Regions from separate parts of the Homo sapiens genome. Here region 1 is linked to region 2. The links are chromatin loops, found by intact Hi-C in ENCODE. Cell type or tissue: chondrocyte. All regions are shown on one strand. Region 1 overlaps TAMM41 (TAM41 mitochondrial translocator assembly and maintenance homolog). Region 2 overlaps VGLL4 (vestigial like family member 4).

Region 1 (2,500 bases), 270 kb after region 2:
TAATCAACAAAGCTGCAATATGGTGATAGTTGAACTCTGAATATAGTAAAAATCATTGAATTGTACTCTTTAAATGGTTGAGCTGTGTGGTATGCGAATTTTATCTCAATAAAGCTGTTATTAAAAAATAGGCCAGACAAGGGGGCTCATGCCTGTAATCCTAGCACTTTGAGAGGTTGAGGCAGGTGGATCCCTTCAGCCCAGGAGTTCAAGACCAGTCTGGGCAACATGGCAAAACCCCATCTTCACAAAAAAATACAAAAATTAGCTGGGCATGGTGGCACGTGCCTATAGTTCCGGCTACTCAGGAGGCTGAGATGGGAGGATTGGTTGAGCCCGGGAGGTCGAGTAAATTGTGTTCATGCCACTCCACTTCAGCCTGGGTGACAAAGCAACACTCTGTCTCAAAAATAAAATTAAAATAAAATAAAGCTACATTACTAAAAGGCAAAATATATTGCAATGAATACATTAAATCAAAATCCTCTTAACAAGGTGGCAAAAAAACCACTGCATGTCAATATAAATGTCTTAAAAACTCAAGCACAATTATTTATACACTAAAAACAATGTAAAATACAAAAATCCAAAATTATGTTAACTAAGGAAATAACTATTAATTATTACTTTAGAGGTTTCTTGGCTTAAAAAAAGTTTGGTCACAATGCTATATTAAACACTTTAAATTCCATGATTTTTTACTTGGGAAAATATTAGTAAACTCAGAAACTTAAGGTTGTACTGGAAATAAAAATAGGGTATTCCATCAATTATGAGATAAGTTAATGGTAAAGTATGATAAAAATTTAATTTACACTCAACTTTTCCCAGAAAGTCCATCTTTTTAAGCAAGATACTCAAATATATATATTTGGAGACATGGTCTTGCTCTGTCATCCAGCTTGGAGTGCAGTGGCATGATCTTGACTCACTGCAACCTCCACCTCCTGGGTTCAAGTGATTCTCCTGCCTCAGCCTCCCTAGTAGCTGGGATTACAGGTGCGCACCACCTCGCCTGGCTAATTTTTGCATTTTTTAGTAGAGACGGGGTTTCACCATGTTGGCCAGGCTGGTCTCGAACTCCTGACCTCAGGTGATCCCCCTACCTCAGCCTCCCAAAGTGCTAGGATTATAGGCATGAGCCACCGCACTCGGCCTATATCCCTTTTAAAGACTTGAATTACTAGTGATTGAGGAATTCTATTTCAATTTGCAAGATGCAAGACAATTCTGGGGCTTTAGACAATGTAATTTAATGTGATTCCTTTTAAAACACAAAGATAAAGAATTCATACTCATATTCTCATAATTCTTTCTTAAGATATTTACCCAACTTTCTTGTCCAAGATACTACCACCCTCTTTTCATTAGATTTGTTCAAGTCTGATTAATATTTGCTGCCACCTAGAGGCACAGATAGTTTGTTTAAAAATCATCATTCTGGTTAACAGTGATTTCCACATGTTGAAAATTGGGAGCAAGGTAGAAGAGAGAGTTAATTTGCCCATTTATCATTCTCAATTAAAAAAAAAATATGTTCATCACTTTCAAATGACTTTATGATACCCTAATTTTCTTGTGCTAGAAGCATTAAAAGCCTTAGAAAATAATCATTGCTATCAGTAACATTTTCTTCTCCAAGTCAGCTGAGAAATGCAGAGTTTTGCATGAAATGAGCATGGGTGCTACTACTTGTCTTGAATTGCTGTTTTTGTTTTATAAGGATATAACAGTTAGATAAAACCTGAGCTCATTTCCAGTGCTTACATTCTGAGATTTCATGGCATTTCAGCTTTCTAAAGCCTTTTTTAAAATTTTGAAACATTCTAAGCATAAAGTATAATACAAAGAACAATACAACATTTTAACATTCAATTTCATTTCTATCTCAAAATAACTGAGATAAGCAAAGGCACAGAGAGAAGGCAAAGACCATTTTCTGAGTGTCTACTAAGTACCAGGCATTTCAGAACCCTCTGAGGTCAGCGCCATCAGACTCATCTACAGATGAAAACACCCCGAGGCTTAGGGAGACTGTCAGTGGTGCAGGGTCACAACATTAGGAAGCATCAGAGCTGGGATTCTAACCCTACATCTGTTAGATTCTGAAACACTGAGTTCTTCCCAGCAGTACTACTCTGCTTCCAATATTCCTTTTCCTTTTTTTTTTTTTTTTTGAGACTGGGTCTCGCTGCGTCACCTAGGCTGGAGTGCGGAGTGCAATGGCACGATCTTGGCTCACCTCTGCCTCCCAAGTTCCAGCGATTCTCCTGCCTCAGCCTCCCGAGTAGCTGGGATTACAGGTGCATGCCGCAACGCCCAGTTAATTATTGTATTTTTAGTAGAGATGGGGTTTTGCCATGTTGTCCAGGCTGTTCTCGAACTCTTGGCCTCAAGTGATCTGTCTGCCTCAGCCTCCCAAAGTGCTGGGATTACAGGCATGAGTCACTGCACCCAGCCCTGCTTCCAATTTTCAATACCTTTGTGGACCTTTATTCTA
Region 2 (2,500 bases):
GCTGATGATACAGAATATCTTAAAAGCAATTAAGGATTAAATGTTCAGCCCATTAAGACAATCATGGAAGAGAATGTTCTGGCAGAGTCTAGATAGTAGGTTCCATCCACGCCACACACATCCTGGCGATTTTCAAAACGTTAAAATACTAAAAACCTTAATACTGAAACCAGCCTGTCCATAATGTCATCTGTCTGTGGCGATTCAGAAGACAGCACAGGTTTCTGCAATGAATGCCTCAAGGGTTATGATCCCAGACACCGATGTCACCAGAAGACCTTCCGCGGAACGGACGTCAGGCCAAGCAGTCCTGAGATCTGCTGGCTTCTACCTAAACGGGACTTGGTTCCTGAATACTCAGTTCATCAGTGTCACCACACATCCTCATCTTCAGTGTCCCGCTCCCTTCTAAATTCAGATAAAGATACAATTTTATTGTTAACAACATGAGTGAATGGCTTCTCTCCACCCCAGGTGATGCTTCCACGGGCCACTTCATGAAGTGCATAGACCTGGGGGCTCATGTCCCAGATTCAGGAGAGCCTCAGACACAGTCTGCCTCCGAATTTAGACGTCTGTTTACTCAACCAGCGCTAGTTAAGTCCCTGTTCTGTGGAGGTTCCAGAACTGCAGGGTTACAGCCCTGCCTTCTCATGGGCTTACAATCTAGCAGGGACAGAAAGGCCCGGGAGGGGCTGCAGCTCCCAAGTGACAGCTCTGGATCCGGGCAAGGATAAAGACACCCCCGGGTGGCATGGAGGAGCAGACTAAAGGTCAGGCGTCTGCCCATGTCCAAAGCCAAAGTCGTGGTACATAAGGCACTGCCCACCCCTCGCACCTTATGTCCTAGGGGCACGGCACAGTCACGCAGATGACTCAGCTGCGCCTTAGGAAATCCAAGCATGACTATGAGACCACATCACAGAGGAAAGGGGTGCCAGGGCCGCCAGCTGCCAGGGCAGAGGTAAGGACGGGGCAGCCCTGCACCTAAATCTGCCATCTATGCTCCCACAGCCCCACTGTGCGCCCACCCTACGCAGGGCAGCAGGGAGAAGGGGACTTCCAGGCCCACTAACTGGAAAGACAGTCCGTGGAACACAGCACAGTGGGCACTATGGGTCAGACAAAGACACTGAAAACAGCGAGAAAAGGCCTGGAGAACTGGCTGGTTAATTTTAGTAAAATTATACATTACTCACATTTCCAGCTCATTTTCCTGGTTCCCGGAGCTTCAAGACAGACATTGTTTTCCAGGCCCCGCTCGCCCGGATGAATCACCTCCCGGCCACTGCTTCCCAGGCGTCATGTGCTCCCGGGGACGGCAGAAAACCGCACGCATCCTGCCCGGGAGATGGAAGTCGCCTCCGCTCCTGGTCAGGACTGTGCCCGAGAGAGCCCACGGCATCCCCGCGAACACCCAAAGGACTCTGAGTGGCTCCGTGCCAGGCCTATCAGAGCCGCTGAGGCTGCACGGCACCCGGCCCCGCCCCGGGCCTCATCCCCATCCTAGGCGGGCACTTCCACTGCCAGCTGCCCACGGAGAGAAAGATGGAAAGAGGAGGGAGGGAAAGAGAGGCCTACAACACCATCATCCAGGACAGAGCTTTCTGAGTACTGAAAGCCACACGCTCTCTAAGCTAAGAAACCAAGAATGTCCATAACATCTGGGGAAAAGTAAACCAGATTCCAAGCAGTGACATTGAAAGAATCCATCACGTGAAAGAAGTGCACTGCGTCTATTTGATACTCATTAAAATGAGTTTCCCACCCTCCAACAAACGTGCTTTGGGATGCTTAGCCCTTAGCCCCATCACCTGACGTTCTGAGCCTGCGCTGGGCTTCATTCACCGTGGACTGCCACAAGCTACACTGATCTGAGTCTGAGTTCCTCTGCCTGGGGAGGGGGTATGGGTACAAGACATTTTGAGGATACATTCTGGGGTCCCCAAAGGCCCCTGAGCACCATGGCATGGCAGGTGCTCCCACCCAGTGAAAGAGATGAGGCCCAGGGCAGCCTTGGGCCCTGGCCTCCCAAAAACCAACATCCTGAGGCGGCAAAGCAGCCCGTCCCCATGCCAGGCGTTGCCTGGCAGGAGTAGAATGAAGGCTATGCAGAGACATCCCCCAAGCACCAGAGTCCAGGTGGAGACAAGAGATTCAAAGGAGGAGGGGCCGGCACAGGGCCAGTGAGTGGGCCGGGACACAGCCCCATCTCCAGCCCTTTCGTCCTCTCTCTCCCACCGCAGCAGTTACAGGAGAATCCGACATCTGAGAACTGGCAGGACAGCCAGTCGTTCACACAGTCTTAACACATCATAATGAGACTGCTGGCTGGGCATGGTGACGTGCACCTGTGGTCCCAGCTACTTGGAGGCTGAAGTGGGAGGATCACCTGGGCCCAGGAGGTGGAGGCTACAGTGAGCCATGGTCACGCCACTGCACTTTAGCCTGGGTGACAGAGCAAGACCCTGTCTTTAAATAAATAAGATTGCTAGCACAT

What was found. A loop is a pair of places that touch in the nucleus more often than their neighbours do. Peaks named below come from ENCODE experiments on the same cell type or tissue, not always from the same donor. Only the 100,000 strongest peaks of a DNase experiment are listed, where the experiment ranks them.
Region 1: it touches region 2 in a loop (2.7-fold over the local background); 1 of 110 quality-filtered maps calls a loop at or near these places.

Annotation. Positions count from the first base shown.
Region 1 is chr3:11,833,831-11,836,330 of GRCh38, forward strand. All of the region lies in intron 3 of TAMM41 (TAM41 mitochondrial translocator assembly and maintenance homolog), which reads right to left. Among named protein-coding and RNA genes, the nearest start is that of TAMM41, 12 kb to the right of the region's middle. In chondrocyte, CTCF peaks have their summits at 1,406 (motif pointing left) and 1,607; no DNase peak of the experiment used is centred here.
Region 2 is chr3:11,567,406-11,569,905 of GRCh38, forward strand. All of the region lies in intron 2 of VGLL4 (vestigial like family member 4), which reads right to left. It also overlaps a transcript of ATG7 not described here. Among named protein-coding and RNA genes, the nearest start is that of VGLL4, 75 kb to the right of the region's middle. In chondrocyte, no CTCF peak of the experiment used is centred here; a DNase peak (open chromatin) is centred at 1,348.